Linked DNA regions of Homo sapiens: all the other regions are linked to region 3. The links are chromatin contacts, found by Hi-C or POLR2A ChIA-PET in ENCODE. All regions are on one chromosome and are shown on one strand. The core of a region is the stretch at or near the end of the contact, and the rest is flanking DNA. Distances in the headings are between cores, read along the strand shown. Region 1 holds the start of H2BC21 (H2B clustered histone 21). Region 2 holds the start of PI4KB (phosphatidylinositol 4-kinase beta). Region 3 holds the start of GOLPH3L (golgi phosphoprotein 3 like).

What was found. A loop is a pair of places that touch in the nucleus more often than their neighbours do. ChIA-PET counts read pairs that join two places held with the same protein, here RNA polymerase II (POLR2A). Pooled maps may share reads with other maps.
Region 1: a loop to region 3 is called in a pooled map, with 8 times the contacts of the local background. The contact joins the promoter of H2BC21 here to the promoter of GOLPH3L in region 3. A Hi-C loop is called at or near these places in 6 of 50 pooled maps. POLR2A ChIA-PET finds 5 or more read pairs at or near these places in 3 of 52 experiments (CD4-positive, alpha-beta T cell, T-cell and naive thymus-derived CD4-positive, alpha-beta T cell).
Region 2: a loop to region 3 is called in a map of CD4-positive, alpha-beta T cell, with 3 times the contacts of the local background. The contact joins the promoter of PI4KB here to the promoter of GOLPH3L in region 3. A Hi-C loop is called at or near these places in 1 of 168 maps with a recorded cell type or tissue (CD4-positive, alpha-beta T cell) and 6 of 50 pooled maps. POLR2A ChIA-PET finds 5 or more read pairs at or near these places in 1 of 52 experiments (PC-3).

What each region holds. Positions count from the first base shown.
Region 1 is chr1:149,884,831-149,888,325 of GRCh38, reverse strand. It overlaps H2BC21 (H2B clustered histone 21), which reads left to right and starts at 1,644. Exons shown (of 1, transcript NM_003528.3): 1 at 1,644-3,495. The coding sequence starts at 1,686. The coding sequence ends at 2,066. H2AC20 (H2A clustered histone 20) reads right to left here and starts at 1,408. Exons shown (of 1, transcript NM_003517.3): 1 at 915-1,408. The coding sequence starts at 1,351. The coding sequence ends at 962. H2AC21 (H2A clustered histone 21) reads left to right here and starts at 361. Exons shown (of 1, transcript NM_175065.3): 1 at 361-857. The coding sequence starts at 410. The coding sequence ends at 802. RefSeq lists enhancers at 291-580, 601-740, 1,151-1,210, 1,341-1,410, 1,731-2,020 and 5 more.
Region 2 is chr1:151,325,704-151,329,314 of GRCh38, reverse strand. It overlaps PI4KB (phosphatidylinositol 4-kinase beta), which reads left to right and starts at 1,899. Exons shown (of 12, transcript NM_001369623.2): 1 at 1,899-2,044. RefSeq lists a silencer at 1,462-1,531 and an enhancer at 1,467-2,391.
Region 3 is chr1:150,695,374-150,698,798 of GRCh38, reverse strand. GOLPH3L (golgi phosphoprotein 3 like) reads left to right here and starts at 1,645. Exons shown (of 5, transcript NM_018178.6): 1 at 1,645-1,807. It overlaps HORMAD1 (HORMA domain containing 1), which reads left to right. Exons shown (of 15, transcript NM_032132.5): 15 at 65-739. The coding sequence ends at 145.

The sequences.
Region 1 (3,495 bases), core at 395-2,894, 810 kb after region 3:
GATGTCTTCTGCAGTTCCTTAGGGTCCATATTGGGATTTCCCGGCTGTAAACTAAACAAAGCAAAGCAAAACAAAACAAAAACCCACAGTGCCTCTCAGTAAAACAAAACCAGTATTTTGTTTGAAAGCCTGCTCTCTTTAAAGATCCTGGCATGCAAATAAGGGGCTTTAATGTGGCTCTCAGCGATTGGTAGATACTTACAAAATCCGTCATTTCCTTTCAGTGCAGGACGCAAACCAAGAGGCGGCTTTCTGCTTTTCTATTGGCTGTTAGATACGGCTCCGCTTTTAGCCAATCAAACGACTTCCCTTCACCCCTCCCGGTAGCTCTTATAAATTACATCAAATTGGTTATTCTTTCCACATTCTTCTCCTTGTAAAAGAAGCTGTAACTGCAATTTTAGCCGTAATGTCAGGACGCGGAAAGCAGGGAGGCAAGGCCCGCGCTAAGGCCAAGTCGCGCTCGTCCCGCGCTGGTCTCCAGTTCCCGGTGGGGCGAGTGCACCGCTTGCTGCGCAAAGGCAACTACGCGGAGCGGGTCGGGGCAGGCGCCCCGGTGTACCTGGCGGCGGTCCTCGAGTACCTGACCGCGGAAATTCTGGAGCTGGCGGGCAACGCGGCTCGGGACAACAAGAAGACGCGCATCATCCCTCGCCATCTGCAACTAGCCGTGAGGAATGACGAAGAGCTCAACAAGTTACTCGGGGGTGTCACCATTGCCCAGGGCGGCGTCTTGCCCAATATCCAGGCTGTCCTGTTGCCCAAGAAAACGGAGAGTCACAAGCCTGGCAAGAACAAGTAATTAAGAGGCTTGACACCATACTCATTCACCCCAAAGGCTCTTTTAAGAGCCACCAAAGTGTCAAATGAAGGGCTGATCACGAAATAGCGCATTAGCTCTTTTTTTGAAAACTTGGGTGGCTCTAAAAAGAGCCTTTGGTCTTGGTTTGTTTGTCTGCATTTATTTGCTTTTGGCTTTGTGGCTTTCGGTTTTCTTTGGTAACAGAACGGCCTGGATGTTAGGCAAAACGCCGCCCTGGGCGATGGTGACTTTGCCCAGCAGCTTGTTCAGTTCCTCGTCGTTGCGGATGGCCAGCTGGAGGTGACGAGGGATGATGCGCGTCTTCTTGTTGTCCCGAGCCGCGTTGCCCGCCAGCTCCAGGATCTCGGCGGTCAGGTACTCGAGGACCGCCGCCATGTAGACGGGCGCGCCGGCCCCCACCCGCTCCGCGTAGTTGCCTTTGCGCAGCAAGCGGTGCACTCGCCCTACCGGGAACTGGAGGCCAGCGCGGGACGAGCGCGACTTGGCCTTGGCGCGGGCCTTGCCTCCTTGTTTGCCACGACCAGACATGACTGAAATCAAGGTTAAACACAGACAACGCTCAGAACCTCGCAACAAAATAAGATTGAAAGAGAACCAAGAGGAAAGCCTTTATAAGCTTTCCTAGGGGTGGGGTCAAGAACGAGTTTTTCATTGGTCCTAATATGGCTTCAGAACCGGCCAATCAAGTCAAGAGTCGGTGTTGTTACGTACGCATTGCTGAAAACGCAAGGTCCGCACACGGACCAATGGAAATGAACGACTTTCGGAGCCCTAATTTGCATAAGGTGGTTATAAAAGAATCAGGCCCGCCCATTCTCTTACTTCTTTTCTTGGCTAAGCCGCGTTTGTACTGTGTCTTACCATGCCTGAACCGGCAAAATCCGCTCCGGCCCCTAAAAAGGGCTCCAAGAAAGCCGTCACCAAAGCCCAGAAGAAAGACGGCAAGAAGCGCAAGCGCAGCCGCAAAGAGAGCTACTCCATCTACGTGTACAAGGTGCTGAAGCAGGTCCACCCCGACACCGGCATCTCGTCCAAGGCCATGGGCATCATGAACTCCTTCGTCAACGACATCTTCGAGCGCATCGCGGGAGAGGCTTCCCGCCTGGCGCACTACAACAAGCGCTCCACCATCACATCCCGCGAGATCCAGACGGCCGTGCGCCTGCTGCTGCCCGGCGAGCTGGCCAAGCACGCCGTGTCCGAGGGCACCAAGGCGGTCACCAAGTACACCAGCTCCAAGTGAGTCCCTGCCGGGACCTGGCGCTCGCTCGCTCGAGTCGCCGGCTGCTTGACTCCAAAGGCTCTTTTCAGAGCCACCCACCTAATCACTAGAAAAGAGCTTGTTCACTTATTCCCTTAGTTTCTTTTCATAAAGTAAGTTATTTTAGTGTGAAGGTCATGGGAAATGGCATACGTAGCTTTTTAACTATTTGGAACTCGAGGTCCCCAGTGCGTCATTGGATTTGCTTTTGAATCTAGAGCGTGTCTTTACTCATTGTGCTGCTTAGCCTTCCCAGGAGTCGGTTCTCAATTAGGCTGTTGGGAATCCGCCTCTTTACCCGCCCCCACTCCCGCCCCACACGCGCCCTGGTGGCTCCTTGGGTCTGTTTCATTCTAAAACGAAGTGGCTGAGTTCGGCTGTCATTTAAGAGAACTCCAGGACACAATTCAGCCCGGGTTCCGCAAACACTGCGTGACAGCTCTGTATGACTGACGCTTGGCAGCAGCTTTTGTGTCCGGTCACCAGTTCTGCCGTGCGATGGGGCCTCCTGTGGATACCAGCCGTTCTGTGTATTTTGGACGAAGGCCGCGCAGCCGGGTCCCAGCCTTGTCCTGATTGGGCGACAAGAATATTCAAAATTCTGCGCCTTTTTCTAATTTGTAGATTTCAGTTTCCGTCGTTCACTTTGAGACTTTGAAATTCCTATTTCTCATTTTGTTGATAATTTCTGCATTTAATGGTCTGTGCTTTAAATGGTAACGCTACGGCCCCAGGTCACTGCGAGGCACTTACCATGTAGATACGGGCTCAAAAGTCACCTCTCAGAGACCTACGTCATCCACTCAGGAATTCGCGCCTCTCATACTTGCCTGTCTCATTTTATCTTCCTTCTAGCAGCTGTCTGAAATTGGTTCGTCTGTTTTCTTGTTTATGGTATTCTCAAGCCCTTGACAGACCGGCTAGTGTGGTTTTCCCGTGCATCTTCAGCCTGGCACATTATGGACACTTAAATACTACGTATTGATCTAATATTGTTGGGTTAATTTTTCCATCCCACCCTTTTCTTAATCGCTTCCGTGGATGGATGAAGGGTGCTGTTCATTTCCATTAGATGTATGTGAAGGCACAGTGAAAATGGAAATGTTCTTGGAGCTACTTCCTCAAAATGTATCCTTAGTCACCTCAGTGCAACAGCTGGGAGGGGGCCGTGTTAAGATTTTTTTTGCTACAAAGAGGAGGTGGCAATGGTAGATCCACCCTTATGCTTCTCAGTTTAGCATAACCTCTTATGGATTTTCATCAAATTCAGCGTGTTGGTCACTGGAAAGAGCCTTTTCCTTCTCCTTTTCTTACTCTCCCCTCATGGTGTTCCCCTCTTAAAGGAGAGGAGCTTTTAATTTACACTTACCACCTCATTTGCTTTTCTGGAGGCCATGCAATATAGGCGGGA
Region 2 (3,611 bases), core at 650-3,149, 630 kb before region 3:
TTTTTTGCTTTCAGAATGCTCGCTTGTCTTTTATTTTGCTGGGTTATATCCAATATCTATTCTAAGACCTGACTCACAATATTTCTAAGAAGCCTTCCATTCATTCATTCACCATATACTGGTGTGTGTGTGTGTGTGTGTGTGTGTGTGTGTGTGTGTATGTGTGTGTGTCCATACACATATAGGCCTTCCAAATTAACTTAAACTCCACTATGTCCCTTCAGCAATTAGGTTAGGTACCCCATTTGTTCTACTGTTGTATATACTGCATGTTTTACACAGGCATTTTCAAGCTATTACACTTTATTCTGCCTTCCAATTAAACATTGTAGCAGTGACTCTTTCATCATCTATCCTGTATGATTGTCCCAATAATTAATAATAAAGTACTATAGTAGCAACTTGTACTCTCTTGATCCTAACAAAACCCTGTAATGGGCTAATATTACTTCATCCATATGTCTTCTTTGTAGACATAGAAACTGAGGTTTAAAGAGGTTACATTAGTTATTCCAAATCAAACGGCTTGTAAGTGGCAGGGAAGATGGCATTCAAGACCCGGGCTCAAATAACTAGCCTCAATGTATTAAGTAAGGCACTAATGAGGGGCATTGCATATTAAGTAAAGCCCTAGGAAAGGCATTGAGATAGAGGTTCTGAGGACAAAGAGGGCTCTAAATCAACAATCTTAACCGAAAAATACACAAAAAACTTGCTGGGCGAGGTCGGGCCTATAATCCCAGCACTTTGGTACCTGAGGCCGGCAGATTGCTTGAGGCTAACAGTTCGAGACAAGCTTGGGCAACATAGCAAGACCCTGTCTTTACAAAACAAACAAACAAACGAAAAATACACAAAAGCAACACCAGAGGCCCATTTGCATGGCGTGTTTTTGTTTATTTGTTTGGCCTAATATGGTTTCGTTTTGTTTGGAAGAAGGGATTGTGCCCTCCAAGCCTTTGTCGTTTCACTCACCTCTCCCAACCTGGCCCTGTCCAGCCCCTCCCTGGAGGGCTGGGCATATGGATGCTGGAGGTCACAGGCTGCCCAGGCAGGTTGGTGACCTCGGAGGCAGAACCACGGCCTCGAGTCGGGCCTCTAACGGCGAAAAGACTGACGCGGTTGGACCGCGCCATTCCCGAAATGTTAAGGAGCTTAAACTCCGCATCGTCCTCCAAGATAAGTAGGAAAAGGGCAGTCAGAAAGAACGTCTTCCCCGTCCGCCGTCTTCCTGCGCGCCCTTCTAGGAACCCAGCGTCCATCCCACGGCCTGATTTACTAAGGGAGTCTTGTAGCATACGGGAGGGGGAAAAGTCATTGATTGCAATTACGGTAATTTGGTTAGTTACTCAAACGGTCGTTTACATATAACTTGCATGTTAATATACTTCTGGAAGTATGCATATGTCCATACTTCTTTAACAGGGCACCCACGGCCGCCTGCTCACCCTACTTATGCAGCAAATTTTACTTCTCTCTCGGCTTCTTTAGCCTCGCAAACGCTATCGCTTAGGTCCGCTTCTTAAATATTGGCCCCTCCTCCCACCCGTAAGCTCCTCCCTTCGCCCTCTCTCCCTCGAGAGCTTCCAAACATCTTTTCCCCGCCCCCTTTTCTATTTCTGAACAGGCATGTTCCAGGCAGCTCACCCGACTCCTTAGATTACTATGGAATCGGTAGGGTCCTGACCGCTGGGGAAGCAGGAAAGCGTATCCTGGGAAGAAAGGCTTGGCTTGGACTCCGGAGAAGAATACTACATCGAGACCTGCTGGGGAATTTTATTTTATTTTATTATTTTTTTGGTCTTGGTTGTACTGAGGGAGGAAGAAGAGGTTGTGTGGCCCGGTCGAACTTGTGGCAGCCTGAAGGCCCCCTCAGGCGGCGCCGCGGGCAGCCCCGCAGCCGGGGCCTGGTGCAGCCTCCGCGGCCGCTGTCAGGGAAGCGCAGGCGGCCAATGGAACCCGGGAGCGGTCGCTGCTGCTGAGGCGGCAGTGTCGGCAGTCCAACCGCGACTGCCCGCACCCCCTCCGCGGGGGTCCCCCAGAGGTAAGCTACTCCTCCTTCATGAGTCACCTTTGCCCTGTTGGGTGGGGGGGGGGGTCCCTCTCCCACCCTGTCCCGCACAGTCTTCCCCACCTGAGTTCGACTACGAAACTGCCCTCTTGGTGTCAGCTGCACCCCGGGTTCCTTCTCCACCCTTTCCTCTCAGGCCTGGGGTCCTCCTCCGCTTTTTGGCTTCCTCTTCTATTAGCTCCTCCCTCTGCCTCGGGGATTCCCCCCTCCCTCACTCATCCCTGTTGCCTACGTCTCGAATAATTCTTTTTTTTAAGTCATGAACCCTTTCCATATCAGACGACTCCCATAATGCCCATCCTTGTCCTTCCTCGTCGTCTCTGCCCCTGCCCCAAACCTTTTCCATGGACTCCACCTTTATCTCTTTTCCTAGTTTGCACTTTTCCTCCTATGTCCCTGTGCAACTCCAGCACTGGGTTCCCATTTCCCTGAGCTAAAGATTGCATCCCTGTCTTCCTGTGCTGCTTCTGATTCCATTACCTCACTGTCACCCACCTACCCAGCCAGCTCCTGGCTTCCAAGAATTGCCTGTTCCCTTCTCCTTAAGGGATCTCGGGCCCTTGTCATCAATCCAAAAGTACCATTTACATTCTTACTTTGAACCTAGTCCTCACTCTTCTCTGGGATGCATTATGATCCCTATAACTTTCTTTAGCTTCTCTTTCTCCCTCCTCAATCCCCCAACTTTCTAGAGGTTTCTGTCTGTAGGGGAGAGATTTGACAGTGCCCTTCCCATTCAGGATTTCCAACTTTGACACCTCCCTCGAGTTTCAGGGATTTCTCTGATCCTTGTGACATTTGTTCTGTTTTTCCCGTGGGCTTCATGTGTTCTCTGTTACACTCTTTATCTCCACATACCACTTATTTCAGGATCAACTAAACCTTGAACTAAGAAGAAAAATGTGTTGTGAGCAGGGGGAGCCTCAGCTGCCTCAGGCCGTTCAGGACAGAAGGGTGTTTCTGAAGGCCGGAGCAAGTTTTGAAGAAGTCCCTATCAGATTACACTTGGTTGACTACTCCGGAGCAGCCACTAAGAGGGATGAACAGGCCTGCGTGGAAATTGAATGAGATTGTGAGAAAACTTGTTTCAGATTATTTAATTTTAGGCTTTTGTTAAAGGAATCACAGAATAGAGTGCCTTCTCACCCCTGTCCAGATCCATGAGGAATCAGTTTATTCTTGTGGTTTACTAGAATAGTTTTGGTTGGTTCCATAAGAATTCAGGCCTGGAGTGGGGTAAGGGTATAACTGGAAAAAGGAACATGAGACAATGGAAAGAGCTTGTACATTCAGAATCGGGACTCCTGGGTTCAGCATGTGACTTCCTCACTTGACCTCTAGAGTGATCCTTTTGGAAAATGCCCACTCTCTGTAGGCATCAGTGCAGTAATAAGTTGGTAGCAGGATGTGGGTTGGGGGAAAAAATCAGATTTGGTTTATTTGTTTACAAAACATTTTGGGTTCCTCAGGCAAAAGGTATTTATTAGTAGTGGTTTAGTCATCCTGAGAATTTTCCTTCACCTTGGTCTTTCTGTCAGAT
Region 3 (3,425 bases), core at 396-2,895:
ATCTACAATTAAAGACATTTAAACAGGAAAGTATCTATTCTTAGTAGTTGTTTTCTTTTGACAGGTCCTCCATCACTTTGATTCTTCTAGTCAAGAGTCAGTGCCAAAAAGGAGAAAGTTTAGTGAACCAAAGGAACATATATAAAAATTATTTTTGTTCTGCAGGCTTGCAGAGTTCTTCTCACCATTTAAACTGAAGGACCCTATATTATATTTCCCTAACTCTGAAGATGTATATGTAGTTTAAAGCAGTTTGTACACTAAAACTAAGTTTTTGGCTGACTGTCATATTGTGGTCCTTAATCTTGAGATAAATCCAATAGAACTTTTGAATAAAAGCAAAAGTACAAATGTCATAATTGATTCGGTAATAAGTAAAATTTCAAAATTGATTTTGTTCATTACCTACTTAATATTTCCTTTAAATATATACTAACTGTTAAGGCCCTCTAATGCCATTTTTCTAAACAGTAATGTTTACTTTGGTATTAAAATTTGGTATGGATTCACTTTTTACTTATGTTAAAATTATACCATTTAACTGGCTCTTTTGTCATTGTGCTGTTATTAAAACAATGTTCTTCAATATTTTGACATAATGTATTAACATTTTAATATATAATGTACAATTTAAGAATTGGTGCTTTACCTTTACTATGCTTTTTTTTACAGGACAAAAAGACTGATTTTTAAAGTATGGCATTTTTTGCAGCATAAATAAAATATTGTTCAGTACGTAGGCCCTTTTATCGCTTCTAATTTTTATTTAAGTAGCAGGAAATATGGCTTCATTCATTTGAAAGGCTGGTAGGAGGATGGGGGGATAGGGAATACTAATTTTTAGATGATTTCGGTAGCTATTACTTTGCAAGAAGAGTTGAGCACACTTTCTAGAATTTTTGAGTGGTAGTATGAAAAATGCTGTGCTTTTAATGAGAAACCTGGGAGCTAGTTCCAGCCTTGCCTGCTTTCTTTGCTTTAGAAAAAGGAAGACTTAAAACTTGGTCTGTTTGCCGCTTGTAGTTTCAGCAGCCATATTCCAAAAACATACACATCCATGGGTTTGTCAGTAATAAGCGCTATAGGGAATGCTGGTACATATGCGATGGTAGAAATGTATTCATCCTGTTTAAGGTAAACCATATAAACGTACACAAACTGACCCAGATCATGTTTTTCTGGAACAGTCAAGTCAAGGATAAACTGACTGTCAGAAACAACCAATGTAAAAATATTTATTTATTTTTAGCTGTATTGCTTGGATCCCAACACATCTCACTTAATTGTCCCAGTATACGCTACTACAGCAACACACCTGCTACGCTGAAATTAACCCACAGAAACCTTTCGAGATTGGCAGCCCATGTTAGCTCACTCAGCGCTTTGATTGGCTGGTTTAATGGGGGTGGGGAGCGCAGCCCTCTTTCCTCTCTTCCACCAAGGTTCCTTCATTGGATTGACCAGCTGTCAGGTTGAACGCAAACCTGCCTCCTTTTGGTGGTGTTTGTCTGGATCGCAACAGAATAGCTGGGGGAGAGCCTCCCCCTGTGAGCTCCGATTGGCGGGACTCAACCTTGGTGATTTCTGATTGGCGCAATGAAGAAACACCAAGGTAGGTTGCCTAGTGATCCTGAGGAAGCTGATGTGTTATTCCTTCTCTGCATCGAAGGATCAGGAAGTTTGTGCTCTCTGCGTGGCTAAGTTTTTCACCTACTAGGACGGGGGTGGGGTGGGGAGAACAGGTGTCCTTCTAAAATACAGCACAAGCTACAGCCTGCGTCCAGCCATAACCCAGGAGTAACATCAGGTAAGCAACGAGAAAATTACATTTCCTAACGTCCCTTCCCCCCACCAAAAAAAACCTCTATTTTTTAAAATTATTATTTTATGGGAGGGAAAGGTTTGTATTCATTTGGGCCATTTGTTTTCTTTCAAGTAGGATTTTTAACTAGTAAATGTGCAGATGAAACTAATTTCTCAAAGAAACCGCCCCCTCTCCCCCTCCCCCCCTGCCCCGCGAAGGTTTAAAGTTTCTTGGATTGGTTTAGGAAATAGTCCCTATTCACAGTGCCAGATAGGCTTAGTGCGCTTAAGAATTTATTTCATGGTTCTCTTCCTCCTTCACTTTTCTTCCCACCTCCCATAACAAATTATATTTGAAATATACCCTTGTACAAAAAAACTTTTGTAGCTCACTTCATTTGTATTTCTATTTTAAATGTTCACATGCACTTCTGAGTATTCATTTTAATCAATATAAATTTATCGAGCAATAACAATGTTAAAGACAGTGCTAGTTGCTATGGAGAATATATAAACCCAAGAAGACAATATCCCTGTTCTTAAGAAGTTTACAGTTGAGAGACAGCTATACCAAGAGAAAGACTATAATAAATACTTTAAAGGAAGTGAGTATAAATAAAGCTCTGTGAAACAGCTGAGGGAGTGGCCATGAGACACATAGGTAATAGAAAAGAGGAGGTCACTTAAAGGCCTTCACAAGGCCTTTAAAGAATGGGTAGAATGTAAAGAGGAAGAGAAAAGGGTGAAGACCCCAGCAAGTACAGAGGAGCAGAAGCAGAAAGAAAGCATGAGACATTTTTGAGAAAAAGTCTGGCAACACTACTTATTAGGAGCAATGGGAAATATTGCTAGAGGAGTAGAAACGAGTCCAGTCATAGCAACTCTTAAATACCATTATTTTGATCTTGAAAAAGATACTCCTTTATATAATTGCTGATTTAAAATATTTGTTATATATTATCTTAAAAACTGATATCTAGATTTATATAAAATAAAGTATGCTAACTATAAACTTTATCACAAATGATTTAGTGCAGTTTCTTTTGACCGTAGTACATAGAATAAAAGACATGTTCTTTGACTTTTTTTTTTAAATTGAGAAAATTTGTTAATCTTTCAACACTCTCTTGCCAGTAATTTTTGTTTGCAGCTCCTTGTGTATTTGCAAGATATGGCTAGCTAGGACTAGAGCTGCTAAGTTTACTGACTGTGGAATTACTACACATGATTTTCTGAATGTTATCGTCTAGACTTGTGATCTCCAAAGTGAGTACATGAAATGAGTCATTAGGGTATGGGAAGGAAATATAGAACATGTATTTCTATTTAGTTTTTCGTATTCTTTTTTACTTTCTATTTTTTGTGTTTTTTTATAATGTAGTACCATGGAACGTTTATAGAAATTAGATACAAATTATTATATGCATTTTGGGGCTGGATGCTCACAATTTTTTGTTGTTCCATCTTACTTAACTTGGGATCCATTTTGTGAAAGAGGAGTGACAATGGTGGATATTCACTCCTTCTTTATAGATTATGCAGAAAAAATCAGCAGGTTTGGCCGGGCCTGGTGGCTCATGCCTGTAATCCTAGCACTTTGGGAGGCCCAGGCAGGCAGATCA